Linked DNA regions of Homo sapiens: region 1 is linked to region 2. A link is a loop called in an ENCODE intact Hi-C map of the cell type or tissue named here. Cell type or tissue: dorsolateral prefrontal cortex. All regions are shown on one strand. Links, peaks and the distances in the headings refer to the core of each region. The heading gives the core; the rest is flanking DNA. Region 1 overlaps LOC107987043 (a long non-coding RNA gene). Region 2 overlaps VLDLR (very low density lipoprotein receptor).

What was found. Hi-C counts contacts between places; a loop is a spot of excess contacts. Peaks named below come from ENCODE experiments on the same cell type or tissue, not always from the same donor. Only the 100,000 strongest peaks of a DNase experiment are listed, where the experiment ranks them.
Region 1: a loop joins it to region 2, with 8 times the contacts of the local background. A loop is called at or near these places in 3 of 110 quality-filtered maps.

Annotation. Positions count from the first base shown.
Region 1 is chr9:2,221,224-2,237,285 of GRCh38, reverse strand. LOC107987043 (a long non-coding RNA gene) reads left to right here. Exons shown (of 5, transcript XR_007061395.1): 2 at 6,598-6,705. It also overlaps the pseudogene RN7SL592P. Among named protein-coding and RNA genes, the nearest start is that of SMARCA2, 210 kb to the right of the region's middle. In dorsolateral prefrontal cortex, for the core only: a CTCF peak has its summit at 8,983 (motif pointing left); a DNase peak (open chromatin) is centred at 9,015; H3K27ac peaks cover 984 bases.
Region 2 is chr9:2,657,656-2,673,717 of GRCh38, reverse strand. VLDLR (very low density lipoprotein receptor) reads right to left here. Exons shown (of 19, transcript NM_003383.5): 19 at 13,662-16,062. LOC105375957 (a long non-coding RNA gene) reads left to right here. Exons shown (of 3, transcript XR_929436.3): 1 at 1-5,780; 2 at 8,643-8,749. Among named protein-coding and RNA genes, the nearest start is that of VLDLR-AS1, 43 kb to the right of the region's middle. In dorsolateral prefrontal cortex, for the core only: a CTCF peak has its summit at 11,036; a DNase peak (open chromatin) is centred at 11,037; H3K27ac peaks cover 1,867 bases.

The DNA of each region.
Region 1 (16,062 bases), core at 4,149-12,148, 430 kb after region 2:
TGAGAATCCATGATCTAGAGAACAAGAAATAGCTTTTAGAGAATGATTTATAGTAACAAAAATAATACTTGGTACAGTTTGAGATTCGGGTGTTAATAATTTACTCTTTGAAAGCAAAACTGCCATTGTAAGCATAGCAGTGGAGGTACAAAATTAAGCACTGTGGCCATGGATTCACTCGATTATGTTGTTAATAGATGTTAGAAATAATTAAGGGGTGCTGTTAATTGAACCAGGCACTATCTGATGTGACAGTCCCCTGCTGGTAGATAAGTACTAAGAAGTGAAAATGTTTACTTTCCTAGCAAAAGAAACTGCTTCTATGGTAAATAATCCCCAATTACTCAGTCATTATTTTTATTTTTTATTATTAACAAAATTGATTTTTTTTTTTCTGATGGAGCTTTGTGCTTTATGGTGGTGTCCGATGCTTTACTATTACTCACCAGCTTAAAGAAAAAAACTCTTAGCATGAGTGTTAACCAGACATTTATTCATCCATAAGCTACAGGGATCCTTATCATTATGTATTTTATTTATTTACTTTTATTTGTTATGTTTTTGAGATGGAGTCTTGCTCTGTTGCCTGGGATGGAACGCCACTGCATGATCTCAGCTCACTACAACCTCAGCCTCCCAGGTTCAAGCGATTTTCATGCCTCAGCCTCCTGAGTAGCTGGGATTACAGGCACACATCATCACAACCAGCTAATTTTTGTATTTTTAGTAGAGACAGGTTTTCACTGTGCTGGACAGGCTGGTCTCGAACTCCTGACCTCAAGTGATCTGCCCTCCTCAGCCTCCCAAAGTGCTGGGATTACAGGCATGAGCCACCATGCCCGGCCTCAATATGTATTTTCACTTTTACTTTACAACTGAAAAAAACTCAATATTTTATCATTTATGTCAGATAAATACACATTTAAAGACTTATAAATAAGGTAAGGATGCAGATGTAGGTGATTCTCGTCCATTCCCAAAGTGTCCCCCTAGCCGGTCTTGATAGCTGGCTTGAGTGCCAACCCTGACGCACACTTGCTCTGTCATCCTGGGCAAGTCACTTAACCCATCTGTGCCTTGGTGTCACATTTGAAGAACTGAAAAATATTTGTGCTACAACAAAGGCTTCCAGTAAGAATAAACATATAAAGCTGTGTCTTTGGCTGGGCACAGTGGTTCACGCCTGTAATCCCAGCACTTTGGGAGGCCAAGGTGGGAGAATCATTTGAGTCTGGAGTTTGAGACTGAGACAAGCCTGGGCAACATAGTGAGGCTCTCATCTCTACCAAAAAAAAAATTAAAAAATTAACCAGGCACGATGGTGTGTGCCTGTAGTCCCAGCTACTCTGGAGGCTGAGGTGGGAAGATCACTTGGGCCCAGGAGTTGTAGGCTGTGGTGAGCTATGATCGTGCCACTGCACTCCAGCCTGGGGCGACAGGGCAAGATCCTATCTCTAACAACAACAACAAAGCTGATTTATAAAAGTAGAAAGGTGCTACACAGATGAAAGATAATGGTGATCTGATGCCACTTAACAAATATTTTTTAGTCCCCTAGAATCCAATTGCTACCCTTAACACATGGAGCCCAAAGATAAGTACGACACTCATTCTGGTCTCAGTGAGATCCCATGGACAGCCTTCCTGCCGATACATCTTATTGGTGGTTTCCACTACATGTAAATTCTTGTCCCCAGAAAGGAGAAGAGGTGGACAAGCTTACAGATAGGGATCAAGTAACAAATATTCAGACACAGTGAGTATTATATGGAATAGGCAGTTGCAGTTCAGGACTGTCTTTTGGTTTAGGAATCACCAATGCATCTTCAGTGCTATGGTATATAACCGCAGCGCTGCTGCAGTATCTCAACGTTGTCACAGTTGTGCTCTGTGCATTTGTCCACTGACACCAGTTGGTCAGTGCTGGGTCCTTTATTCAGAGTAGACACTTTGAGGGAAGGACCTGTGGGCTCCTCAGTGGGCCGCTGAGCTCACAGATTCCTGATTCCAATTACATGCTAGCCGGTGGAAAGAGGAGCTGAACATGGGTATTGAACAGTGAGGGAGGCAGAGCACTCAGCAGACCCAGGGCCTTATTCATGCCAATGTCATTCTTAACCAACTCTGTCACCTTAAGCCCTCATCTGAAATGGCGAGTTCCCACCTTCTCTCTGGTTTGTCTCTGGCAAATCCTGCCGTAATACAGAAGAGCAGGGCTGCCGCTTTTCTCCCCACCATCCCAGTATTTGTATGCTCTCCTGCCCTCACCCCTTCTTCTGCTATAAGCCCCATGGCAGCAACTTTTAAGACTCTCATTTAGTGACACACAGAAATGAAATGAGAATGCATTGAGCTGAACCTGCCGTCAGCACACTGGGTGCAGGAGAGCTGAAGATTTCCCCAGCTGTGAGGACAACCTGCCACGCTGATCCAGTTACCAACAGCCCCTGCTGCAGAAGGGAGGCAAGTCAGTCTATGCCCAGCCCAGTTTAGCATTGGCAGGCTTTTGAGTACATCTAAGAGCCTGAGGAAAGCCAGACACAGAGAGAAGGGGGCAGCTGAAAGAATGACTTAATAAAGAGCCACATGAGTCGCCTCAGCCTTGGGGTAAATGAAGTTTGCTGTAGGAGGCTCCCTTGGCAGAGGCTCCCATGAGACATGCCAGCTGCCTTAAAAACCCTTGCCACTCCTTGCAATTAAAAGGCAGCAACCTCATGTGCCACACTCTCAAAAATGTGCGTAATGCATTTCAGCAAATATAAGTGGCAGATCCCCCAATCTTGAGTCCATCTGTGGTGGAGCTTTCAAGCCCTACGCTAATAGAGAGATGACACAGGCCAGCTGGTTTGAGCTGGTTGAGCCTGAGAAGCAGGGAGAGGCGGGGGAGTCACAGTCTTGCTGCTGGCAGTAAGACCAACTTGTTTATTTTTTAATGATGAGCACCTCAACACCAGCAGCCTGTTTCCCATACTCAAGGTCTCCTTAAAGTTCAGCTCCTCCTAATTATGTAAGACAGCCAGACCTATGAAGTATGGAACAAAAAGTTGTGATGGTGGTATCAGTTGTTTTAATTTAATTGATTTTATATTATTGAGAGAGTTCAGCAAATCACATATAATCTCACGAAGGTATGCTGACATAGCAGCTTCGCTGAGCTAGAGACTCTTCAAATCAGAGTAACTGGCCCAAGCATCAGCTACGTTTCATTTTTCAGAGATCCCAGTTGCATTAGGTGCTATTCTAAGAAGGGCAGCCACTTTCTCTCCTGATTTAATCACCAGGATCACATTTTTGTGACAGATAAATCTGGTATAATCTTCACCACACTTAAGGTTGGCTGTTGACCTAGAACGCTCTAAAATTATTTTGTAGGGCATAAAAACCTCCTGGTAATGCCGCAAGTACCCACAACAGGTATCAGCAATGAGAGCTGTTACCTGAGCCCAAGCCCGCCTGAGGTACTGCTGCCCTCCCCTACTCTTACATAAAGTGTTACCTGTTCCCACTAACACTCTTCCACGCTCTCCTTCTATTGAGAACAGGACATTCACACACTACTTCCCCAACTCCTACCCCTCTCCTTGAATCACAACAGAGCACAGACTAGAACATGAGCACCTCAATTTCAAAACGTTTATCTCTTCTAGTTGAAAATGATTTTCTAAATTATTGCCAAAATATAGCTTTTATCCTCCATCCTCATCCATTAGAATGTATGGCAACTACTACCTAGCTAAACATGACGTATTACTTATCTCCATAGTCACAGTATTGATTCACAGGACCTGTAGGACATCTCTGAATATGCCTGTTCATCAGCATACTGGAGACTTTTGGATAGAGTTTTGCTCCAGGGCAGAGTTTCCAAGTCTGCATTTTGCATGCAGAATGTCAAAAAATGTTAACATGTGTACAAAAGGGTTCCATGGTCCACGAGGTTTGGGAACCACCAAATACCAAATAGCCCTTTTGGAGATTCTTAATTTGAATTACCACAGTAAAGACTCTAAAAAGTCCTACAGTCAAGAAAACATCCATTTACCCAGCATTTTACAAACACATTTGACCCCAGAACATACCCAGATACCTTGAGAAAACACAGATGTCAGAGCAGAGGAACAGGGCATTCCTAACTGAGAAGCTGTTAATAATCAGGGATGGATGCTAGTACACCTTGTTAAATGATGTTCAGCTGTGTAGTGTGCAGGGGCATCCTGGACCTAAACTTACAGTGTTAATAGCATTGATTGAGTTTATCTGTGCCAAGTACTGTGATAAATCCTTCACCTATGCATAACCTCCTTTATTTTAATCTCTACAATAACTCCATGAGGCACATTCTAAATACACCCAATTTTGCAACTAAGGGACAGAGAGATTAAGTAATCTGCTCAAAGTTATACAGTGTTTTTTTGTGTTTTTTGTTTGTTTGTTTGTTTTTGTTTTTGAGATGGAGTTTCGCTCTTGTTGCCCAGGCTGGAGTGCAATGGCGCAATCTTGGCTCACTGCAACCTCCACCTCCCAGGTTCAAGCATTTCTCCTGCCTCAGCCTCCCAAGTAGCTGGGATTACAGGCACCCACCACCACGCCCAGCTAGTTTTGTATTTTTAGTAGAGACGGGGTTTCTTCATGTTGGTCAGGCTGGTCTTGAACTCCCAAGCCCAGTTGATCCACCCGCCTCGGCCTCCCAAAGTGCTGGGATTACAGGCGTGAGTCACCATGCCTGGCCTAAGGTTACACAGTCTTTAGTGAGTGAACGAATAAGCAGTAGAGTCCAGGTCTACCTGTCACCAAAGTCTGTGTTCTTAACCAAAAAGCCCTCTGCTTCCCTGTGGAACCTTCATATCCTCAGAGCTGCCTCGGCAGAGATTTGAATGAGGACAAGCATGAATCAGGAAGACAGAGTCCCCAGGAGCTCTAGAATTGAGAAGTCAGAGGACTTTCCTAGTCCAGCCTCACCCAATCTAGCCATTGTGACCTACCTCAAATGAGTAACTACTAGAGTCATGGATATGACTTAGTATCTCCAGTGATGGGGCCTGAGTTGAGAATTCACAGCTGCCATTCTTGTGTTTCTGTCAGGGGTTTATGTTGCTCTTCTTACAGTGGGGACAGAAGCAGAATCTCTAGCTTGAGCTTCAGAATGAAGACTTTTAATTGCTCAAAGCATTATTGTGTGCCAGTAGCTGCTCAGTGTTATTCTAAGTGTGGTCCGTGTGTCAGCAGCAGCAATATCATCTGGGTACTTGATAGAAAGCCAAATCCTTGGGCCCCACTCCAGACCTACTGAATCAGAATCTCTGGGGGCGGGGTCTAAGAAACTGTTTTAGCAAGGCCTTCAGAGGGTTCTAAGACATTTTAAAATTTGAGAAGCCCTGATCTTATTAGCCCAAATCTCTCATCTTATAGATGACAAAACTACATCCCAAAAAGATCAATGGCTCATTCATGATCCTAGAGTGAGTAGTGATAGAGTCAGGTGGAGTGGGTAGCTGTTAATTTTACCTATTCAGTATTCGCAGCCCTTTCTTTTGGTAATAGTACCCAGATTTTGCTTGGGGTATCCTCCTTCCTCCTCCTTCTGTTCATGTGGTTTGGATGGGACTAACTGATGCTTCCAGATTCAAGGGTGAGGACATGACTCAATCTGGCCAGAGTAATTTATCCAAACTCTGACCCCAGCCTGGTCACAGACACATGGATTAGGGATGGACACATGACTACGCCAGGCCAATGAAACTGGGTTATGGGAATTTTACTGGAATCTTGAGAGAGGAGCTTTCTTTTCACTGAGACTGATAGCTATAAGCATGACATTTAAATGGCCTGTGTATCATGAAGCCCACCAAAAGAGAAGTCCCATCAGGAAGGCACTTCTGGCCTTGTTTGCCCTGCTCTGAGCTCCAAAACCTTGTTTTGAACTGTCAGCTCAACCTCAGTCAGTCCACTACATACTTAAACAACACCCAGGGGGAGACAGTGGAATGTGAGCCTCTCACTGTGTTTGGGAGTTATATGGAGTTTACTAAACATAAAGATATTCATTGAGCACTAAAAGCCAAACTCTGGGCTCTGGTAGGAATATTTCAATCCTTCTTAAATAGTAATAATTTCTAACAAATGTGGCCAAAGAGATAGTTCTGGTCCAGATTCCCCAACTAAGCAAAAGCGTGGATAACAGATATTGTGGAATTCCCTTAAACATGCTTTAGAAAGAAAGCAGTAGTTCAAAGCTTTTCTGTTAATCATTCTATGTTCAATATTAGCTAAATTACAAGAGTACTTCCAAATATCAAAATATCCTCACTTTGAAATAAAAGTCTTCAGTACTACAGCCTCCCTAATCAATAAATGGCCTGAGCTCTAGCAAGCTATCTCCCACCCTTGCTGTAAGGCTGTAAGAACACATTCATTGAGCATGATATGCCAGGTACTATGCTGAAACTTTGGTAGGTGTCATCTCGTAATCCTAGAAACAGCCCTTTGAGGGATCAATTAGCTAGTATCCTATGAGCATTCACTGTATACCAGACATTTTTAAGCACTCAACAGTGTGCTTAAACAACTAACTCATTTTATTATTTCACTTTATTACAGGGGTTACATAATTAGCAGAAGGGAGGAGCTTCAAATCCTGGCACTCTAACACAGAGATTGTTCACTTAAGACTACACAGTACTACTTATGAAAAAAAACTGGCAGAAGGTAAGACAAATGATCAACTTCCTTTTGGTGCCCTCTCCAGGTTAGTGAACCAAATAGGTTCTAGGTTAGAATCATCACCATAAAAGTAGGGGCTAACATCAGTGACGTCTAAAATTTCTTTTGGATCTATTCTACAACACTACGGATTTTTGGACATGATTTTTTTTTGCTACCTCTAAAGCAGTGAGACCCTCTGGAATTTCTGTGTAAGAGAGTTTTAGAAGTGGCAACCTGTTTGTTAGATAAAATTAGGAAACTTGAAACTACAGTTACATGGCCAGCATGCTGTATTTGGCTTATATGCTTATTCAGAGCAGATTTTAGAGGCTGGGGGTTAACAGAAATTGCTATAATGCCTCTCCCAGAAGCTACCCCTTGGTGTCTCCAGATATGAGTCATTGTTTCAGAGGTGTGGGAAAAGAAGAAACTCCTGCTTTCGGCAAACCTGTATTGGGTTTGGTCTGATATTGAAGAATTTTGCCCTTCCTAAATTGTGGAGGTCATCTCACCCTCCAGCTAAGCCAAGCAGAGGGTGACAATGAATCCATACATGACAAAGAAAGTACTCATGCTTCAGGCCTCTATCTAAGTCATTTAGCTAAATGCTTTTCCACTGGAATAAGATTTTGGACTTTATTTTAATCAGCAGGTTTTTCCTTTGAGAGGAGTTTCAAATCTCCCTCTTAGGAAGGTCATGCTTCCTTTGCCTTGCTAGGCCTCGGGATAGAAAATAGGATTCTCTGGAAAAAGCTATCACTTAGTAAATAATTGATTGGCGATTGCTTTGGATTTGATTCGCTAAGCTGAGAACCTTCGACACAAACTGTGGAGGGTTCAAGAATGAATGCAAAGTATGTGTGGTTTTTACAATTTGGTGGTCTAAGCAAGGTAGAGGATGTCTAGCAGGGCAACAGTGTTCCTTAACCTTGTTTTCTTTGGTTTAATGTTCACAAGTCATAGAATATACAAATAGAACAGTCACTAAATGCTTTTTTCCTTTGAACAAATAGTTTCAGTTCCTACAGATACCACCATTGTACTCCAGTGGCTTAAAATAGCACTGTGGTCACAATGTCAGTCCCTAGTAGACCTTCCAGTTTTTCTAGCTAGCATTTCCCTAATACCTGTGATAATGCGTCTCCCATAAGCTAACAAATTAGTTCAGGTGGAGGAATGGGGCAGGGAGACAGCTGGCTTCATGCGAAAAAGAAAATGCTTTCTAGTCCTATCCGGATGCAACAATATAGAGGAAATTACAAAGGGGTGTCTAGTTCCTGTGTGGGGCAGGAGGAACACACTTAGAAAATGTAGGAACTGTCAAAGCAAGGACTCTCTCTTAGCTGGGTGAGGTGGCTTATGCCTGTAATCCCAGCATTTGGGAGGCCAAGGCAGGGGGATTGCTTGAGCCTAGGAGTTTGAGACCAGCCTACACAACATGGAAAAACCCTGTTTCCACTAAAAATACAAAATTTAGCTGGGCATGTTGGTGCATGCCTGTAGTCCCAGCTACTCAGGAAGCTGAGGCAGGGGGATTGCTTAAGCTTAGGAGGTCAAGGCTGCAGTGAGCCGGGATTGTGCCACTGCACTCCAGCCTGGGTGACAGAGCAAGACCCTGTCTCAAAGCAAACAAACAAACCCTCCCTATCTTCAGATATGTGCCCAGTGCTGGGAATGGAAAAATGATAAGACTCAGTGCTGTTCTAATAGAGTAAATAATACTTCATAAGGTTAAAGAGGAAGTGGGTGATGCTAAGAAACTAGAGATGTAAACTACTGTTTCCCAAAAGATTAATGGTGAAGAGAAAGGTAGCTCCAGGTGAGTGCAATGTTGAGTGAAGAATTAATTTATAGTGTGTGTCTGAGGGTAAGGGTGCTTGAGCATATTAGTAAATGATAGAGCCATGTTGAGGATGAGGAGAAACCGACAGTGTCTTTCAAGGTACTTCTCCCATAGTATCAGTACATGTGTTTGCACGTTGATTTATTGGTTTATCCCATTCTCCTTACTATGCACTAGGCCAGTGCTAGACTCTGGAACAAAATGATGTCCCCTGACAACACACACAAAAAATTCACTCTCCACTCTTTCTTCTTCCCTGAACTCCTTCCCCAGAAACCACTTCCAGGTGTGCTTCTGCCTCATGCTCAGGGCCACTCAAAGCCAAGTCTTTCCAACTTTATCACTTCCTTTGTTTTGAAGAAGGGTCAGAGGAAGTGCTTTTACCATGTGTTTTGTTTCTTGTGCAAAGCCCACAGGACCTGATGGTTTGGCGCCCCCCAGGGGTACCCAATGGGCCTCTTTCCTGCTCACTAACAGATAAGGGGAACTGAGGGGCCCACGGAGGCCAGCCTGAATGATAAACTTTATGTACCCTAAATTTTCTAATATTTAGGGGTCAGGGGAAGGGGAGACTGCAGTCCCTGGAAGCTTTCTTTAGTGTAACTTGAGGCTAAGATGCCTAAGATGTGCAATGAAAACTAATTCTGCTCTGCCCTAGTCCAATGACATTGGACAAGTGGCTTAAATTTCCTCATATGTAAAACGGGGCCAATAATGGCTAATTTCAATGTTTTTGTTAGAATAAAATTAGACAGTGATTTACAGATGAACTTCAAAATGGCCCAGAGAAGATGATATGACCCATGTTTTCAGTCTCCAAAGTCCGGAGGGTCTTTGTTGTCTCAGCGAGTAAATAGAGTTGAGACCAAGCCAGTCCCACTCCTAGAGAGTTAGTCCTCATACGTAGAACTAGAGCAGATCCAGACACACTGGAATGGCTCAGAACAGGGGGCACTTGTGTTGCCAGGTGCCAAGTGGTGTTTTTATGAAATCAGGGTCCCCATGGTCAGCTGATCCCACGTGCGTGCTGATTGGCCAGCCTGTTGTCTAGATAGCAGTTCAGTTTCCATGGATCTCAACCCAGCATGATGCAATCAGTAGGGATGTGAGGCACTTGTTGTTTTGCTTTTCCCTTAGTCTTTAATCATCCAGTGGGAGTCAAAAACTCACTGCCTTGGCAAGAAACCCCAGGCTTTGTAATCAGTCCTTCCCTGAAAATCAGGTCATGGTGTTTCAAAAGACAATTTTCTGAAGGAAGATGTTTTTTAAAGAAGTGTTCAAACTTGCTGGCATTTTTACAAGGATAGTATTGATCATCCATGTCAACCTTCCTGAAGAACTGTTTGTCTGCCTTCCACTATTGCCACTTGCAGTCTGCCTTATCAAAGTAGAGGGCTAGGGTGAGACAGACCTGTGTAATGAAGAAGCCAAACAGAGATTCAGAAGTGTTAAGCCTCCCCTAGGAGAAACAAATGATCACTGGGACTTAGGCTATCTGTAGAAAAATAAGCTGTCTGCACTTACGTGTTGGTAGTTTTCATCATAAAAATCACAGAATATTAGAGCTACAAGGAGCCCTAGAGCTTTTCAGTTCATCCCCTTCATTTGATAGACATAAAAACTTACACCAGACAGGTGGAGTGATTTGCCAAGGGTTACCCAGAGAGTGAAAGCTTTAGGACTTGAACCCGTGTCTTCTAACTCTCAAGCACAAAATCCTATTCACCGCATTTGTGTTATTAGCTAGTTCTAGGAGACATGCTGAGCTTTGTAGAATGAAGGTAGAAGGACAATATTTATACACAGAGGGGCTAAGCTCAGTGAAGGTGGGTGGGAAGCATGGGGAAGTTGAGCAGGCGCCCCTTTATTAGCCCAGGAAGGGAGTCAGCCAGCAAGAAGAGCTCGCTGAGGTATGGGATGTCTCAGGGAAGGACGAAGATTGTAGCTGTAGGACTTTACTTTAGGACATTCGGAGAGGTTTTAGGACAAATTTCTGGTCAATCACATTCTATAAACCAGAAGAGGGTGGGGGCAGTGAACGTGTTTGTGTTGTACGCTTCTATAGCCCCAGCACCTGGCATACTCGTTCATTTATTTACCACGTTTACGGAACACGTATGGCTGCCGGGGAGAAAACGAGGTGCAGATATTGGCAGAGGCAGGAAACCAAATTGTACATAAATAAATGTAAAAGTTACAATGTATTCAGAAAGCAAAACTATACATTTCCACAGGTAGATAACTTACGTTGTATGTACATGTTATTTAAAAAATGAATGAGAAAAAACACACCAAACTCATTGTGGGAAGGAGACTGGGGAATCATGGTTTAAGTGAATTGCAGGAGTTTTTAAAAATAAAAATGCACTTATGTGTTAGAAATCAAAATAGTGGCCATTCCCTTTGGGAGGTGGTATAGTCACTGGAAAGGGGTGGGGGAGTTTTGATTTGAGCACTGGGTGTGTTCATCGGGTGAAAATGTATGGGGCTAAATTTTCAAGTATGACTTTTCTGTATGTGTTACATTTCCATAAAGTTTACCCAAACTGTATTCGGGTGATATTTTTTCTATTAGTATTTTTTATTATAACTTTTATTATTTATTATTTAGTATATTATAGTATACTCACTTCAGGTATACTACTTATGAAGTGGTATAATTTTATTTCAGTATGAACTTGGATTCATTATAAATATTTTATAAAAATGTGTAAAAAGAAGTATAAAATCACTAAAAATGTATAAAAAGTATAATTAAAATGTTTTTTAAAAGAAGAGAATATTGAATTATTTAAAATGCTCAATTAAAACCACAAAAGGCAGACAAAAAGTGGAAGACAAAATCGGAGCAAAGAAGAAAGGCAACGAATAGGAAATATTAACAAACATGGTAGATAACAATCCAACTATATCAATAAAGCCTTTGAATGGCAATGGACTTAATACACCAATTAAAAGACAAAAATTATTGGAACGGATCAAACCCAACTACATGTAGTCTGCAAGAAACCCACTTTATAATATAAAAACACATATAAATTAAATGTAAATACATGGAGAAAGATATGTCATGGCTGTCACTAATCAAAAAAAAGCAGAAGCACCTACATTAATTTCAGACAGAGCAGACTTCAGAGCAAGGAAAGTTATTAGAGTTAAAGATGAACATTATATCATGAGAAAGGGGCTCATTTTCCAAGAAAAGTTAATATTATAATCTTTAATGTGTGTGCTCCTAACAACAGAGTGTCAAAATATTAATATATGAGGCATAAACTGATAGAAATGCAAGGAGAAATAAATGAATCCGCTTTTATAGTTGGAGGCTTCAACACCCCTCTACCAGAAATGACCAGATCCTGCAGGCAGAAAATCAGTGAGGACAGAGCTGATCTCAATAGCACCATCAATCAGCTGGATATAATTGACATTATTGACCATTCCCTCTAACATAAGCAGAATACACATTCTTTTCAAGCTCACGTAAAACAATCACCAAAATAGGCCATATTCTGGACCATAAAATATGCCTTAACAAATTGTAAATAATAGAAATCATGCAATGTCTCCACTTGGACCCCAGTAAAAATAAACTATAAATCAATTAGAGAAAAATAGCACACAAGTTTTGAAATATTTGGAGATTACATAAAACATTTCTGAAAAACATATGGGTCAAAAATATCTCAAGAGAAATTTTAAAATATTTTGAATAAAAGGAAATTAAAATACAACTTTTCAAAAATTTTTTTTTTTTTTTTTTTTTGAGACGGAGTCTTGCTCTGTCGCCCAGGCTGGAGTGCAGTGGCGTGATCTCGGCTCACTGCAAGCTCCGCCTCCCGGGTTCACGCCATTCTCCTGCCTCAGCCTCCCGAGTAGCTGGGACTACAGGCGCCCACCACCACGCCCGGCTAATTTTTTGTATTTTTAGTAGAGACGGGGTTTCACCTTGTTAGCCAGGATGGTCTCGATCTCCTGACCTCATGATCCACCCGCCTCGGCCTCCCAAAGTGCTGGGATTACAGGCGTGAGCCACCGCACCCGGCCTCAAAATTTTTGAGATGCAATAAAAGCAGTGTTTAGGGGAAAATGTATAGCATTGAATGCACATGCTAGAAAAGAAGAAAGATCTAAAATCAAGAATCAAAGTTTCCACCTTAGCAACTAGAAAAAAGAAGAGCAAATTAAATTCAAAGTAGCGGTGCCTCACATCTGTAATCACAGCACTTTGGGAGACCAAGACAGGAGGATAGCTCAAGCCCAGGAGTTCAAGACCAGCCTGGGCAACATGGTGAAGCCCCATCTCTACAGAAAATAAAAAATTAGCCGGGTGTGGTGGCATAGGCCTGTAGTCACTGTTACTCGGGAGGCTGAGGTAAGAGGATTGCTTGAACCCGGGAGTTTGAGGCTGCAGTGAGCCATGATGATGCCACTGCACTCCAGCCTGGGTTAGAGCCTGTCTCAAAAATATTAAATTCAAAGTAAGTAGAAGAAAAGAAATAATAAAAATTAGAGCAGAAATCAATACAATTGAAAACAGGAAGTCAATAGGAAAAAATCAACAAAACAAAAAGCTGATTGTTTGAATGAAAGGATCAATGAAATAAAAAAGCCTCTTGCCAAACTAACTAAAGAGACAATAAAGATTATTAATATCAGAGATGAAATAGGGGCCATCACTACAGATTCAATGGCCACTACAAGGAAAATAAAGGGCTACTACAAATAACTTTATGTCCACAGATGTGATAGATTAGATAAAGTAGACCAATTATTTAAAAGATATAATATGCCAAAATGCATACAGGAAGATAAAGACAACTTTAATAGTTCTATATCTGTTACATAAATTGAATCAATAATTAATAACCTTCCAAAACAGAAAGCACCAGGCCCATCAGGGTTCACTGCTGAATTCTATTAAACATTTAAGGAAACTATACCAATTTAATGCAATCTCTTTTAGAAGATAGAAGCAAAGGGAATATTTTCTAACTTATTCTATGAGGCCAGCATTGCTCTAATACTAAAACCAGACAATGATACTACAAGAAAATAAAACTACAGACCAATATCTCTCTTAAATACAGATGCAAAAGTCCTCAACAAAATCTTGGCAAATTGAATCCAACAATGTATAAAAAGAATTATACATCATAACCAAGTGGGATTTATTCCAGGTATGCAAGGCTGGCTCAACATTTGAAAATCAATTAATGCAATCCATTGCATCACAGGCTAAATTTTTTAAATTGCATAAAATATCAACAGACACAGAAAAAACATTAGACAAAATCCAACATTCATTCATGATTTGTAAATTAAAAAAACCTCTCAGTAAACAGTGATATAGTTTGGATGTGTGTCCCCACTCAAATCTCATGTTAAAATGTAATTCCCAATGTTGGACGTGGGGCCTGGTGGGAGGTGATTGGATCATGGGGGTGGATTTCTCATGAATGGTTACTAGTACCATCCCTCAGCTACTGTCCTCACAATAGTGAATTCTCACAAGATCTGGTTGTTTAAAAGTGTGTGGCGCCTCCCCCATCTCTGTTTCTCACTCCTGCTCTGGCCATGTGACATGCCTGCTCCCCGTTTGCCTTCCGCCATGATTGTAAGCTTCCTGAGGCCTCTCCAGAAACCAAACACATGCCAGCACTGTGCTTCCTGCACAGCCTGCAGAACCATGAGCCAATTAAACCTCCCTTCTTTATAAATTACCCAGCTCAGGTATTTCTTTTTTTTTTTTTTTAAATACTTTAAGTTTTAGGGTACATGTGCACAACGTGCAGGTTAGTTACATATGTATACATGTGCCATGTTGGTGTGCTGCACCCATTAACTCGTCATTTAACATTAGGTATATCTCCTAATGCTATCCCTCCCCCATCCCCCCACCCAACAACAGGCCCCGGTGTGTGATGCTCCCCTTCCTGTGTCCATGTGTTCTCATTGTTCAGTTCCCACCTATGAGTGAGAACATGTGGTATTTGGTTTTTTGTCCTTGTGATAGTTTGCTGAGAGTGATGTTTTCCAATTTCATCCATGTCCCTACAAAGGACATGAACTCATCATTTTTTATGGCTGCATAGTATTCCATGGTGTATATGTGTCACATTTGCTTAATCCAGTCTATCATTGTTGGACATTTGGGTTGGTTCCAAGTCTTTGCTATTGTGAATAGTGCCACAATAAACATACATGTGCATGTGTCTTTATAGCAGCATGATTTATAATCCTTTGGGTATATACCCAGTAATGGGATTGCTGGGTCAAATGGTATTTCTAGTTCTAGATCCCTGAGGAATCGCCACACTGACTTCCACAATGGTTGAACTAGTTTACGGTCCCACCAACAGTGTAAAAGTGTTCCTATTTCTCCACATCCTCTCCAGCACCTGTTGTTTCCGGACTTTTTAATGATTGCCATTCTAACTGGTGTGAGATGGTATCTCATTGTGGTTTTGATTTGCATTTTTCTGATGGCCAGTGAAGATGAGCATTTTTTCATCTGTCTGTTGGCTGCATAAATGTCTTCTTTTGAGAAGTGTCTGTTCATATCCTTTACCCACTTTTTGATGGGGTTGTTTGTTTTTTTCTTGTAAATTTGTTTGAGTTCATTGTAGATTCTGGATATTAGCCCTTTGTCAGATGAGTAGATTGCAAAAATTTTCTCCCATTCTGTAGGTTGCCTGTTCACTCCGATGGTAGTTTCTTTTGTTGTGCAGAAGCTCTTTAGTTTAATGAGATCCCATTTGTCAATTCTGGCTTTTGTTGCCATTGCTTTTGGTGTTTTAGACATGAAGTCCTTGCCCATTCCTATGTCCTGAATGGTATTGCCTAGGTTTTCTTCTAGAGTTTTTATGGTTTTAGGTCTACCATTTAAGTCTTTAATCCATCTTGAATTAATTTTTGTATAAGGTGTAAGGAAGGGATCCAGTTTCAGCTTTCTCCATATGGCTAGCCAGTTTTCCCAGCACCATTTATTAAATAGGGAATCCTTTCCCCATTTCTTGTTTTTGTCAGGTTTGTCAAAGATCAGATGGTTGTAGATGTGTGGCATTATTTCTGAGGGCTCTTTTCTGTTCCATTGGTCTATATCTCTGTTTTGGTAACAGTACCATGCCGTTTTGGTTACTGTAGCCTTGTAATATAATTTGAAGTCAGGTAGCGTGATGCCTACAGCTTTGTTCTTTTGGCTTAGGATTGACTTGGCAATGCAGGCTCTTTTTTGGTTCCATATGAACTTTAAAGTAGTTTTTTCCAATTCTGTGAAGAAAGTCATTGGTAGCTTGATGGGAATGGCATTGAATCTATAAATTACCTTGGTCAGTATGGCCAAAAAAAAAAAAAAAAAAAAGATCATAGGCCTAAATGTAAAACAAAACAATGAAACTACTGGAAGATAACATAAGAAAAAATCAACATGACCTTGGATTTGGATTTGACTTTTTAGATATAACACCAAAGACACAACATATGAAAAAAAAATTGACCAACTGAACTTCATTAAA
Region 2 (16,062 bases), core at 7,367-15,366:
TATTAAAACAAAAAATATTCTCACTGTATAATTCCTATTGCTATAGATATTTCAGTTGTACGACAAAGGATGTGTTAATAAGACAGGCCAGGAAATAGAACTCTGAAAATAAGACCAAACAGTTATAAGAAAAGTTTGTCCCATTTGATGCAGCTATAAGGAAATTATTTTCCCAATAATTTTGACTTTTTATTTTCTACATCATTTAATCTATGTGGCTCACAGAAGCTTTTGCCATAATTATTTGGCCAAATTAGATGTGAAGTATAAGCCCTATGACCCTGAGGTATAAACCCTATGACACCAAGCCCTATTGAGTAACCTGCAACAACTGCCTCTGGCATGAACTGAGGAAATTCAAGAGCCCTGGGGCCAGTGGGGACATGTAACATGAAGAATGGAAGCGAGCAAGTTGCAAATATCTTTGGGAAAAAAACCATTTTTTTTTTTCTTTTTGAGACAGAGTCTTGCTCTGTTACCCAGGCTGGAGTGCAGTGGTGTGATCTCAGCTCACTGCAACCTCTGCCTCCCGGGTTCAAGCGATTCTCCTGCCTCAGCCTCCCAAGTAGCTGGGACTACAGGTGCCCACCACCACACCCAGCTAATTTTTTGTATTTTTAGTAGAGACGGGATTTCACTGGTTTGCCAGGATGGTCTCGATCTCCCGACCTTGTGATCTACTGGCCTCAGCCTCCCAAAGTGCTGGGATTACAGACATGAGCCACCATGCCCAGCCAAACCCAGCGTTTTTGTTTTATTGAGGCTCTCAGAAGAAATGCTTCTGGTGTATTTTATCATTAAGTATGAAAGTGGCTATTGATTTAAAAGTGCTGTATATTTTTATCATTTTAAAGAAGTGTCTTTGTAATCCTGGTTTTCAGAGAGCTTTTATTTAAAATTGCTTATTCCATTTTACAGAATGCCTTTTGGACGTTTTATATTATAAGGTTTGTCTTATTTGATCCATTGATGTGCCATATTAGATTTCTTAATATTAAATTTTTCTAGCATAGCACAATAATTATGACTTGGTTATGGTGGATTATGCCCTTTATGGTATCTTTGAATTTAATTTGCTAGCATTTTATTTGGAATATTTTCATTTGCATTTATAAGTGACAACGATTGATAGGTGCCCTCACATGCGTGTGTGTGAGTGTGCGCATGCGCTTTCACACAAGCTATTATTGTCAGGCACGGACCAGGATTTTTCTTTTTTTTTTTTCTTTCCAACTTTTATTTTACGTTCAAGGGGTACCTGTGCAGGTTTGTTACACGGGGAAATTGTGTGTTGCAGGGATTTGGTATACAGATAATTTTGACACTCAGGTAAGCAGAATAATATCCGATAGGTTGTTTTTCAGTCCTCACCCTTCTCCCATCCTTCACCCTCAGTTAGGCCCCGACGTCTATTGTTCCCTTCTTTGTGTTCATGTGTACTCAATGTTTAACTCCCACATATAAGTGAGAATATGCGGCATTTGGTTTTCTGTTCCTGCGTTAATTTGCTTAGGATTGTGGCCTCCGGCTCCATCCACGTTGCTGCAAAGACTATGATCTCAATTTTTTTTATAGTTGCGTAGTATTCTTTAGTGTATACATACTGCATTTTCTTTATCCAGTCCACTTTTGGTGGCCACCTGGGTTGATTCCACGTCTTTGCTATTGTGAATAGTGCTGCAGTGAACATAGGTGTGCATGTGTCTTCAGGGTAGAACGACTTATATTTCTGTGGGTAAATGGAATTGCTGGGTCAAACGGTAATTCTATTTTAAATTCTTTGAGAAGTCTCCAAACAGAACAGGACTTTTCTGAGTAGAGTGTTAAATATGTGGACAAAAACTGATGGAACTGCAAGAATCAATAGACAATGCATATTTATAGTTAGAGATTTCAATACCTTTCTCAATAACTGAAAAAACAGAAAATCTGTGAGAATATATACAATTTGAACAGCACTATCAACTAATTTGACCTAATTGACATTTGCAGAACACTCCACCCAACAACAGCAGAGTTCATATTCTCTTACAATTCATATGTAGCATTTATCAAAATAGGCTACATTCTTAAGTTCAGGTCTTCAGGTCTTTTGTCAGCTTTATACCTAAAGTTTTTATATTTTTGATGATGTCAAATGTATTGTTAAGTTTCATGTTCTGATTGTTGTTAGTTTATAGAAAGACAATTGATATTTGTGCACTGCATTTATATCCTGCAACTGCTAAACACATATTAAGTTTAGGACCTTTTTTTATAGATTTTGTAACATTATCGGGACAGTTGATAATGTCATTTGTGAATAAAGAAAGTTTACTTCTTCCTTTCAATCTGGATGCATTTTATTTCTTTTTTCTTGTATTATTGAATTGACTAGAATCCCTAATACAATAGTGAATTGAAGTGGTGAAAGAAAAGACCTTTGCCTTATTCCTGATCTTAGGGTGAGAGCAGTCAGTCAGTCTTCTGCTATTAAGTGTGATGTTAGCTATAAACATTTTGTAAACGCTTTTTGTGAGGTTGAGGAGGTACCCTTCGATTTCTAGTTTGCTGAGATTTTTTTATTAGGAATAGATGCTGTATTTTGTCAAATGCTATTTCTGTACCTACTGAGATGATCACTTGGTTTCTTTTGTAATCTATTAATATCACAAATTACATTAATTGGGTTTCAGTTGTTACACTAGCCCTGCATCCTTAAGATAAACCCCATATGGTCATGTTGTATTATCCATTTTCTGTGTTGCTGGATTTCATTTGCTAATATAATATTTTGTTAAGAATTTTTTCGTCTGTGCTCATGAGGAATATTGATCTATTTTCTTGTAATGTCTTCATCTGGTTTTGGTATCAGCATAACGTTGATCTCTTAAAATGAGTTGGGAAAGATTCTATTCTCTTCAATTTTCTGGAGAGATTAGGTCATAGTGGTATTATTTCTTTCTTAAATATTTGGTCGAATTTACCAGCAAAGCCATTTGGAAGGCCTTGAATGCCAGGCTCAAGAGCTTCGACTTTGCTCAGAAACCTGAGATAGTTTCTATGGTAAAAAGATGATGTTTGCAAAGTGGGTTTTGGAGAGATGAACCTGGCAGCCATGGGCAGGAAATATGTTGGCAGCGAGGGCAATATAAACACCCAGGAAAACATTATATTCTAATTTCCAAAGTTCCTGCAGAAAAAGCTTTTGTTTAATCTTTCACAGGCTGGAAGGAATTTCCTACATAGAAGGGAAAGTGACCCCATTTGATGAAAACTGTGAATAGTCTGAAAGATTTTTCTATATGGGGAGGCAATGAGTGGGCTGCAACCATTGTCACTGAAAAATTAATTCTGCTCCCTCAGGTTTCTAATTCAGCTAAATAAATCCAACCTGGCTTGACACTTACTTTATGAAGTGCCAAGACCAGAGTTAGACTGCAGCATTTTTAAGTGACTAGAATTTTTTAAAGACGATTTTAGATTTTCTTTTCTTTCTAGGTTTAAAGAGTCATGAAAGAAAACTGGGGCCAGGCGTGGTGGCTCACGACTGTAATCCCAGCACTTTGGGAGGCTGAGGCAGGTGGATCACTAGGCCAGGAGTTCAAGACCAGCCTGACCAGTATGGTGAAACCCCATCTCTAATAAAAATACAAAAAAATTAGCCAGATGTGGTGGCATGCACCTGTAGTCCCAGCTACTCAGGAGGCTGAGGCAGGAGAATTGCTTGAACCCAGGAGACGGAGGTTGCAGTGAGCTGAGATCGTGCCACTGACTCCAGCCTGGGCGACAGAGCAAGACTCCATCTCAAAAAAAAACCAAAACAAATCTGAAGGACCTATTCATAATACAACTCTGTAATATTGCCACCTTCCTTCGATACCAGAGATTTGTCCTTTTGAATAAACATGGTCTCCTGTTCTGGGCATGATATCCAACATATTTCATTCCACACTGTTTATTATTTTTATTAAACAATATTGAAATTCGATTTATCAGATTGCAATGGCCAATCTCAATGAGTTTCACTTTATTGCATTGGCTCTCAGGGTAGGATAGGCCAGGCCAGTGCCAACTTAAAAGTTTAGTAAGTTAAACTAAAAATAATAATATGAAACCATCATATTTTATAAGCCCTTTTCAGCTTATGAAAATATTTCCCCAAATATAAGTTTTATGAAAGCATCTTTCAGCATTTCCTTCTGAACTGCAACCCAAACAATGCCTAAGCACATTTCTAATATAATAAAGTGTTGTTGGGAAAAAACACTGTTAGGGAATGGCTTTCACTTGGCATTAGTTTGAATGACTTGGCATTGTCACCAGGGGTGGTGGTATTTTAAACACAGAACATTCTGCACAGTGATTTTCATTGTAAAGTCTGTGATGTCAAACCTCAATAAAATTTCTTTCTGGAAATTGAACCTGCAAAATGCACCCATGGCAAATGTCTTTTATTCAAGTGCCTTAAAAACAAAACAAAACAAAAAAGCTCACATTTGGATCGTATACATCTGTCATCCCGTCTGGTCCCCATAACAACTGTGTGAAGCAACTAAGTCAAATTTTATCATTCACTCATTGTACGGATGCAGAAATGGAGGCATGGAGATGGAAGATAATTGACCACGACTATAATAAGTAAGTGGCAAAACTAAGATCAGAACTCAAATCTCTTAACTCTGGCTTTCATGCTTCTACATATGGCATACTGCCTCTCCAGAGGGACAATACGGAGATGGTGATGAAGTGATTCCTAGTTTGCAAGATTCAAAATATACACACTTGGTATATTCATAGCGTAAGCCAATATTACACTCCTGGAGTTGAATATTTTGTCGATAAGTTTCCAAATGTTACAATTCCATAAAGAAATGTCTATGTTTTACTTTTAAATAAGATATTTTTTCCACCCATTAATACTCTGTTTTGATGGTATCTCAGAGAACTTACGTGTGGGATTTTAGAAAAAAAAAGAGAACAGGCATAGATAATGTGAATTTATTTAAATGTATATAAAACAGAGGTTTCTAACTTCTGATATAGACCTTTTTAGAATCCCCATATACATAGACACCAGGAGATACAGGAATTCCTGAAATTAAATGTAAAATTTTATGAGTTTAAATGTTTTCTGGGAGGATCTTTTGGTTTCATTGGGCTTTTAAAGTGGGGTTTGTTTCTTGAAAAACAATTACTCTGATAGACACAAAAAATAATTCCTCCTGTCCTCCACCAAAGCAGCCCACAAAGATATCTCTATCTCCTGAGCTTTCAGAGAGTGTGCTATCTGTCTGGCATGTTTATTTGGGACCCACTGAGCTTTGCTTTGCCATTAAACTGTTATACATAAGAGGGACTTCATCTCAATAATCTGTTTCAGAGTACACAGAACCCTTTTGTGCCTGTAGTAGATGCTTAATAAATCATAGGCTTAAATGTTGACTTTAAACTCTCTGATAACTAGGGTAAGAACCCATGAGGACTGTGGGATCAAGCAATGCTTAATTAAGGTACTTAGTTGGCACATCAATTCTAAACACACAAAAACTAAGTAACAGGTGTGATTATCAAGCTATAGGATAACTTTAAAAATAACCCCACCAGTGTATAGTAACCTAGATGACTGTTACCATTTCAATGTAATTCCTTTCCCTGGTTATGTGTTTTTTCGAAGATGTTGCTTGTATTAGTCCATTTTCACACTGCTGATGAAGGCATACCCGAGACTGGGAAGAAAAGGAGGTTTAATGGACTTACAGTTCCACGTGGCTGGGGAGGCCTCACAATCATATCAGAAGGTAAGGAGAAGCAAGTCTTGTCTTACATGGATGGCAGTAGGCAAAAAGAGAGCATGTGCTCCCATTTTTGAAACCATCAGATCTTGTGAGACTTATTCACTATCATGAGAACAGCATGAGAAAGACCTATCCCCATGATTAAATTATCTCCCACCAGGTCCCTTCCACAACATGTGGGAATTATGGGAGCTACAAGATGAGATTTGGGTGGTGACACAGAGCCAAACCATATCATTCCACCCCTGGCCCCTCCCAAATTTCATGTCTTCACATTTCAAAACCAATCATGCCTTCCCAAAAGTCCCCCAAAGTCTTAAGTCATTTCATCATTAACTCAAAAGTCCATAGTCCAAAGTCTCATCTGAGACAAAGCAAGTCCCTTCTGCCTATGACTCTGTAAAATAAAAGCAAGTTAGTTACTTCCTACATACAATGGGGGTACAGGCATTAGGTAAATACAGCCATCCCAAATGGGAGAAATTGACCAAAACAAAGGGGCTACAGGCTCCATGCAAATCCAAAATCCAGTGGGCAGTCAAATCTTAAAGCTCCAAAATGATCTCCTTTAACTCGGTGTTTCACATCTAGGTCACGCTGATGCAAGAGGCAGGCTCCCACAGCCTTGAGCAGCTCTGCCCCTGTGGCTTTGCAGGGTATAGCTCCATTCCTGACTGCTTTCGTGGGCTGGTGTTGCATGTCTGTGGCTTTTCCAGGCACACAGTGCAAGTTGTTGGAAGATCTACCATTCTAGCGTCTGGAGGATGGTGGCCCTCTTCTCACAGCTCCAGTAGGTGATGCCCCAGTAGGGACTCTGTGTGGGGGCTCTGACCCTACATTTCCCTTCCGCACTTCCCTAGCAGAGGTTCTCCATGAGCTCCCCACCCTTGCAGCAAACTTCTGCCTGGACATCCAGGCATTTGCATACATGCTCAAAATTTAGGCAGAGGTTTCCAAACCCCAGTTATTGACTTCTATGCATGTGCAGGCTCAACACCATGTAGAAGCTGCCAAGGCTTGGGGCTTCCATCCTCTGAAGCAAAAGCCCAAGGTGTACCTTGACTCCTTTTAGTCATAGTTGGAGCAGCTGGGTTGCAGGGGACCAAGTTCCTAGACTGCATACAGCAGAGGGACCCTGGGCCTGGGCCACAAAATCATTTTCTCCCTCTAAGCCTCTGGGCCTGTGATGGCAGCGGCCGGGGGCGGGGTGGGGGCGGCTGCTGCAAAGGTCTCTGACATGCCCTGGAAACATTTACCCCATTGGATTGATGACTAACATTTGGCTCCTTGTTACTTAGGCAGATTTCTGCAGGCAGCTTGAATTTCTCCTCAGAAAATGGAATTTTCCTTTCTGTTGCATTGTCAGGCAGCAAATTTTTGGAACTTTTATGCTTTGTTTCCCCTTTAAATCTGAATGCCTTTAACAGCACCCAAGTCACCTCTTTGAACGCTTTGCTGCTTAGAAATTTTTTCTACCAGATACTCTAAATCATCTCTCTTGCCAGACAGCACACTCTCTGAAAGCTCAGGAGATGGAGATATCTTTGTGGGCTGCTTTGGTGGGGGATAGGAGGAATTGTTTTTGTGTCTATCAGAGTAATGATTCCTCAAGAAACAAGTTCAAAGTTCCACAAATCTCTTGGGCAGGGCAAAATGCCACCAGTGTATTTGCTGAAATATGGCAAGAGTCACCTTTACTCTAGTTCCCAAGAAGTTCCTCATCTCTGTCTGAGACCACCTCAACCTGGATTTCACTGTCCGTATCACTATCAACATTTTGGTCAAAGCCATTCAACAAGTCTCTAGGAAGTTCCAAACTCTCCCACATTTTCCTATCTTCTTCTGAGCCCTCCAAATGGTTCCAAACTCTGCCTGCTACCCAGCTCCAAATTCACTTCCACATTTTCTGGTATTTTTTCAGCAGCACCTCACTCTACTGGTACCAATTTGCTCTATTAGTCTGTTTTCATGCTGCTGATAAATACATACTCAAGACTGGGAAGAAAAAGAGGTTTAATTGACTTACAGCTCCACATGGCTGGGGAGGCCTCACAATTATGCCGGGAGGCAAGAAGGAGCAAGTCACATCTTACACAGATGGTGGCAAGCAAAAAGAGATTGTGCATGGAAACTCCTGTTTTTAAAACTATCAGATCTCGTGAGACTTATTCACAATCGGGAGAACAGCATGGGAAAGACCCACCCTCGTGATTCAATTATCTTCCACCTGGTCCCTCCCACAACACATGGGAATTATGGGAGCTACAAGATGAGATTTGGGTAGAGAAACAGCCAAACCATATCAATGTTATTAGCTCTACATACGATCTGTAGGACTTCCTCATTAGGACAGCTATGGAGGGTCTCAAAAGGGCATTAACCAGCATGACAATTACTATGTTCCCTGATGGAAAGTGCAACGATTTTGCTGTTTCAAAATCTTAAGTCTACCTTCAAAGATGTAAGGGTTTTTTTTTTTTATAACAATATGTATGCAAAAATCAGCTTTGTGCTCCCTGAATATAAATCCACAATAGGACCTGTAACTTGTGTGCTGAGTAGGAAATCACCGGGATAGGCAAACAACCTCTTACGAAAACTTCTTTCAAGAGACAGTGGTTACTTGGAGGCCTAAATACTGGGATGCTTATTTACAAAATAATCTATGGTTTGCAATCATGGGATCAATTTAGTTTTACAATCCAGTATTTGAGCACTTAAAAAGCATTCAACTTTGTGCTACGTACTCAAGGCACAAAGATTGCAAAGACTAAATTCTTATATAAAAGAAGCTTGTGTTTCATTCAGTCAAGAAGTTATATACATATACATAATCTCAACCTGATGTTATACATGTTATTGTAGAATTATATGCTGGATATACAAGAGACTCATGACCCAAACTGGGACAACAGGAATGGCTTCCTGGAAGAAGAGACATCTGAGCCCAGACCTGGAAGAATAAGAGCCGGGTAAGTAAAGGCCAGAAGGGCACTTCAGGCAGAGGGAAGAGGAGGAGCAAAGGCACAGCCTTGTACAGGAAACAGCAGTAAAGGAGAAGGGGAGAGGGGAGTGGTTGCAAAGAGTTGGGCATTACTGAGTTGGGCTGGGGAACTGCAGGGCATAGCGGGGCTGAGCAGCAGGCTCCAGGGTCAGGCCATGGTGATCTTGAGCCTGAATCTAGGGACCTTGGCCTTCATTCTGTAGGCATCAAGAAGTCATCTTAGATAGGGAGTGACATGGTCATATTCACACTTTGGAAAGATGATTCCATAGTTCAAGATATTCCAAGATCCTACAAGCCATTGCTATACTTAGTTCTGTATCCTGACTAGCAAAATGCTGGGTGTATAGTATTTAAAAGCCACCTGATCCCATCTAACACATTTAATAGCTTGTGACATCATCTGGAGTCATTCTGCCCTTGAATATCCAGATAATACAGGGTTGAACTTCCATTCCACATCCTGCAGAAAGTCCAGTGTCCCAGCCAGAGTTCTAAGAGTCCCTGGGTTGCTTATGTTTTCTGACTCTAAGCTCTTCAGTGACTTAATTCGTTCAGTTAACAAATTGTTCTGAAAGTTCCTTCTCTGTTCTGTTGCCATATCAACCCAGGTCTAGGACTGGGCTCCTATCTATGATTTTCATCAAAAGCCACTCCCACAACGTGTTAGTGTGTGCCACAGACATTACTGAAGGATCAGGGAGGTGATAGGGCTTACAGTGCCAAAAATGTAAGCCATCCAAAATTGCATATTGGATATTCTTGTTTGTCACCTTGAGCTCCAAATTTCCACGGCACACCGTGTGCCTCTGCCCTCTTTTCCACCCTGCTGCTTCACAGCTACTTCCTCATCCCTGACTTGACTTTTCTCTCTGCAGAATACAGAGCAATGCAGCCATCTGTAGCCTACTTTCCAAACTTGGCTCAGGACCTCCTTTGGCAGATCCAGATTTTCCTTCCCTTGTAGCTATAGAGAAATTTCCCTTCCCAGGGGCATCCCTAGCCCTCCTACCAAGGCAAAAGAAGCTACAGTTGGTTTTGGTTTTAGATAATCTTTTTCCACCCCCATTTCGCTGGATTTCTGAGAGACTGGAAGTTGCATACAGACCGGCGTGCCACTTTTGGTGAACTAAAAATATTAAGTAGGCCCACTGAAATATTATCTGTCTCATAATAGAGACAGTTCACAGAGTACTGGGAACACATTGCCTGCTGCAGGGGAGGGAGAAGAGAGGGAGAATGGCACGTAGTCTCTGTTCTCAGCATAGTCCTCCCCGGAGGTTAGTGGATCCTGACATATGGGAGGTTGGCCTTGTTTTCTGAATGGAAATAGGCACTGGGGCTAATGTCTGGGAAGAGGCTGCTTTCTGTTTCATAAGCTGTTTGTTACTATTTGGCTTCTGTGACATGCATGGATGCATTTCAGAGACTCACCTTACTTCCTAACATACAAAGAATCCTTTCCTGAAAGTTTTGGCTTTAGGAGGCTTTGTTTTCCCAAACAGCATCCATTCCTGTTTTTTTTTGTTTTGTTTTTGTTTGTTTGTTTTTTTTATCTTAAAGAGTCACAAGTTATTGTTGAATTTACAGGCTTACTATGAGAGCAATTCTTACTCTGTGGGTGACTTAAGACATTGCTGAATGAGGTCTCCTTCCTGGTAATGTTAGGTGGCCACTTTCTGCTTCCTCAATGGGGCCTGTTGCCTCCTGTATCAGACAACTATCAGAGACTCAATGACCTTTGGGTTCCTTTTAACTCAGAAATACCAGGATTCTAAAATGTCTTAGGGAAAGTAGTTTTGATAGTTCTCCAATATTTTTAGAGACCAGACAGGTAACAGGGAAAATATAAAGCAGTTGGATAGATAGGATATGCTGGACCCTGCCTAAAGCCATCATATTTTTTAAAAATGATGCCATTCATACAAACATTCCTCCAGAGACCATTACTCAAGAGCTAGTATGGAACTCCATATTAAAATGATGCTGCCAAAATATGTCCCTTGGAAGGCCTTTACACTGAAGGTAGAAAAGAACTTCCTTTGAATGGTTGAAGCCTTTGAACTTTTCGGGGGCTGGAATTCGTGCTCTGGGCTCTTCTTTTCTTCTGAATCCTGAATTCTTTTGGTTAGAGAGGAGAGGCATGGCTTTTCTCCTGCGTTCCACGCAGCCTTGTTTTCTTCCAGCCTTCCTGGTGTTGAGCCTATCATCCCTGCCCAATCAGGGAGGCAGCCAAACAGATATCCCACAGGCAGAGGGCACAGCTGAGCTAGGAACTGGTGAGATTCTCCTGGATTAAGGGACCATCTACAGGCTGAATTCCCCGTACTCTGGGGAGATAGCCTGTGCACACACCCCCTGTGATGGACCGAATCTGGAGTAGAGCTTTCTTTCATCCCCACTGGCTTAGCTCACATCGTGTCCATCTACCAGGACCACTACCAGAGTCTTCTAATATATCTCCGTTTTCACCCTTGCCTCCCAGCCGCCCATTCCAGACAAAGCAGCCAGTGTGAGCCTTTTAAAACTGGATGTCATTCTATCGCCCCAAGCCCACTAAAAAAGTTCTGTCACTTAAAAAAAAACTGAGTCCCAACCACAGCTCTTGAAATTGACATCACTTGGTCCTCTTCCTTTCTCTCCTCCCACTCTGCCTCTGCCACCTCCTGCTACCAAGGCCACCTTGCTTCTTCTTAGAGGAATCAGGCATGCTCATGCCTCAGGATTCATTATTCATTATTCATGGCTTCAGTCTTTACTATGCCTCAGTGGGCTCATAACACATTTCCACCAGGTTGTCTGCTAAATCCTCTCTTTGGAGAGCTTCCCTGACCACTTTATCTAAAATAGCACATTCTGCTATTCTCTAGTCCCTTACTCTGTTTTGTTTATCTTTATAGATTTTATCACTGCCTAACATATAAATGTCTGTTCAGTGCCTAACTCCCAGCTAGAATGAGCACCATGAAGGATGGGGCTCTGGCCTCTCATGTTCTCTCTGGTTCCCCAGAATCCAGAACAATACCTGGTACATAGCAGGCACTAAACAAATGAATGAAGTAAAGACAGCACATATAGGGGATGTCTATGTGCGGCTATAAGGAGGGATACCTTCTGATGTGGCTGATCCATATATCCTTCCTCAATTTTGTTAAAAGTTTAAGAAATGTGTGTGCTTCCCCGTAACTGATGTTTCTTCTAGGATGTGCCAATTATAAAACTGTTCTGGAACCTTTTAGAAACTGTTACTTTAAGTCCCTTGAGGTCTGAGGAGGAATGCCAGTTGCTATCTAGTTATTTAAAATTATCTTCCAGCATTTAGAAGTCCTGCTTAGCAAACCACAGGGCTACTTGTTTGGGGTCAGGTCAAAAGGCAAATTTCCCTGAAACTTTAAAGGACAAATCTTTAAAGAACAAATCAGCAAATCTCACATGTAAGTGAGTAAATTTAAGACAACATAAACAATGACTAAGGGTATAAAATATACTCTCTGCCCTCAAAACCAGTAGGCAAGAAATGCCTCTGAATTGAACACTATAACATTAAATGTTCATGCCTAAAATCTAGCATTTCACATTTCCTAGATTGCGGGCCAATCATATTTGCTGAGTTTGATAAATCCAAAGAGTGTGCTATATCTTCTGGAGTGGTATGAGGTATAGTCTGTCTTCTTACCCCCACTAATTAAAAATACATTTCTGAATAATTGGTGAACTTAAACCAATCATCCGTGTTCTTTAATCAGCAGAGGGTCACACACGAGGCTTTCTGCAAACCTAATAGGTGCAGCATGATTAATCATTTTAATTTTTTTGAGTAAAAAAAGATCACCAAATGCTAGCATTTCAAGGGGAGATTTAACAAGGAATACTTGCAAATGGAATTTTAATACAAGAGTACAGATCAAAATCAGATCTCCGAATAGACATAAGGATTTTTACTTTAAAAAAGATGAATCATGATTTATTTATTTATTTATTTTTTGGTGCTAGAGAGGGAAAGAGCTGTTGTTTGAATGAAGCACTTTACACGTGTTGCCTCTCTCTTTTATGAGAACTATGAAAGTAGGTGTTGTGATTTTCAGAAGAGGACATAAGCTTGGATGGTAAGCAACTTACTTGTGGCCACAGCTGATTAAGTAGTGGAAAAACATCCAAACTTGTATCCACCTCACTGCAAAGCTGGTGAGATCAACATCTCAAACAAAATGCAATATCTCACTTATTACAGACTCACTGTTGAGCTTTAAAATATTTTTTTGACTGTTTCTCTTTCCTTCGATTTACTTATTTTTCTCCTACTCTTTTGGATCCTCTGAGTCAATTTCAAGGTTTAGTGCCCAACTAATTCGAACAACTGGGGCCATTGCTTAGAAAAGTTTTAGGTGGAATATATCTACGACTCACAAAAGTTTTAGCCTTATAAACGAATTTCAACACAGACCATCTAAGAACTAACGAGGAGACAGCATCAAAATGATTTTACTTGTAATGTCCTTTCCTGTCCTGCCGCCCTGGGATATGCCCCCCTTTAGCCAGGTGTGGCCTGTTCTCAGTCACCTACAAGAAGGAAGTGCTAGGCTAACATTCCTAACTAAGTAACAGTAGCTTTGACTTCTGTCTTTTTCATGGGAAGGGTAGAGAGGGGAAATTTGAGAGGATAATATACTGGCTGTCCATGGTGAGGCACTAACTGTACTAAATATGGCAAGAAAGGGACCATCTCTCAGTTTTTCAGCCTGAAGTGTCCAGACCTGGGTGGCCCTACTTGTTCCTAGAAAGGGGTGACTGAGTCATCTTCAGTGATTCAGTTGAGAAAAGGAAAAAGATTTGAGTAAAAGCTTTTATAAAAGGTCTCTAGAGAAAGGAAAGGCTCACAATTATCCCAAAAATAAACTTTTATTTAAATGTACAGTTCATTAGTAAAAAAAAGTTTATTGACAGGTCATCAGGACTCTGCATTCTAACATGTGCCTTTAGAATTCTGAAGATCCTGAGCATGATAATTTGGTTGTATATGCCGGACTCCTGAGGCATTACATGCTTTTAAATCGCATTCTAGTATCAAGTGACATTTAAAAAGAGCAAGATAGTTTTGTCAAAGCCAGTCATTTTGTTCAAAAAAACTCTCTTCCTCCTTGCATGTGTGTTAACTGAGAAATACCCAAGTCTGGTAGTTCTACCAATCTGGTATATTCCAGAATACTTAAGATCCAGTGCTGGAGTTATAGCATCATTGAGTTACAAGCCACAGTTCTTCCTGTCTTTTTGGCCATGTTTCTCCCTATAGGAGAGCCTTGAAACTTAAGATTTGTTGTGGTACAGTTTGTTTTCTCCCAATATCTTATACATAGGAATGAAGTTGCCTGCTTATAAATTCCTTTAGGGAATCTTTATCATTTTCTTTGCAATCCAACAATCTACTTCTACTTCACTTGGATGGCCAAGGAAAATAATTCTGGAATGTCTAGCGTCTTGAAGGTATAACACGTAACTGAGTTAATCTGTGCTGACCTGATGTAGTAGTGCTAGTAGTACACTTCCATTACACCACCATACTGGATGCCAGCCATAGCTGGCATCTGAGAAACTGTTGAAGGATCCTAACATCAGCAATGAGGAGGACTCAGCAAACATGCAATGCGACATCCAGCTCAATCTTTGTACAGTACTGCATCCCCTTCTAAGAGAAGACGGCAGTAAGCACATAGGATTTGGAACCATAGATTGTTTGTAGCCTCAGTTTTTACCTATGTAAAATGGAGATACCTATTAGGGTTGCTGTGAAGAGCAAGTAAAAGACTTGGGAGCACTTACTTAGTACAAAAGTAAGCATATGGTAAGAATTTAAAGGAGATTTTAAGTGCTTTGGCAGCCATCTAAAGACTATGCAGGCTCCCAAATATTTGTTTCCATGTCCTAGGAGGTAGTCAAAAGAACTGAGGCAGAAACATTCCATTTATGTTTCTAGGGTTTAAACCATGCAGTCTTTTAAGCCTTCTTAAGTATGCAAGATGCTATCACTCCTTAAATATCAGACTTAGATCTCTTCAGACAGGTGTAGTGGAGAACACTTCGGTCACCATCTAACACATTACATTCATCATAGATAAAGGTACCTGTGACTTTCACCGGTAAAGTCACTTACCGGTGCCTGTGTGTGACAGTAAATACAGCCCTAGCATTGATGTGATATTCAGTAGTGACATCTGCCCTGCACATATTAGATGCCAGACACTGTGCTGAGCTTTTTGTGTGCATCTCACTTAAATCTTACCTTGTCACAGTGAGACAGTCCCCATCGTCTCTACTTTACAGAGGGAGTTAGTAACTTGCCCAAGGTACCACACACAAGACACGGAAGTCTATGCTGTTAACTACATTGCCTGCTGCTTCTAAACAGAACCACCTTGTCACCCATCTGACTTTTTCCTTGAGCGCAGTGAAGAAAAAAGCCATTTTTGATATGCCATGAGGTAACCTGCGGAGCACAAACTCCCCACCCGCAGCTGGTCTCACTCCTGTCTCAGTGTTTTTGCATTGAGATTTTTACAGTGAGATTTACAGGAGAACACTGGGTCATGGTCCTACTTTGTTCTTTTTCTCATTAGCCAGGCTCAAAAACGTGAAACGGACTCAGGAGACATGATAGAGAGATGGAACACCACTGTTATCAGTTTGTTAGTAGCTTATTTATCTATGGATCCCTAAGTTTCATATCTAGAGCCTCACTGGTAAAATGCATTCAGCTTTCCTGTGTGAAGGTAGATGTGAAAGGGATATGCAAAGATGGCTGATAATCCTTCACATGCAACTGTTTCGGCTAAAAATCCTCCAGGCTGGATTAGAGAGAAATAAGTTCGAAAAACGCCATTGTTCCCTCTTCAGATTCATTCCCTCCATATTTGGAAATAAGTACCTTTGAAGATTTTTGTACTTTTATATATTTCTGAACTCTCATAGTTTAGGCCCATGATATGGCTGAAGCATGGATGTACAATTTTTAGTTTTCCCAAGAAAAATCATACTTGTTAGGATATTTACTCGAGTAGTTTTTTAGTATTACAATTCTAGAAGAGAAGTCATTATAAGCCCCTTCTGGCCTTAGAGACTATATAATACCAAAAATACCTAAAAACCTTTTCTTTAAGAGAGTGAAATCGCTTGATGTGCCCTCCCACTCCGGTTAGATGCTTAACAGACGACAGCAGACAATGCACCTCAACCAGGGCTAAGTGTGCACACTTGGCCAGCAGCCGCCAACAGAACGGGCAGCAGCAG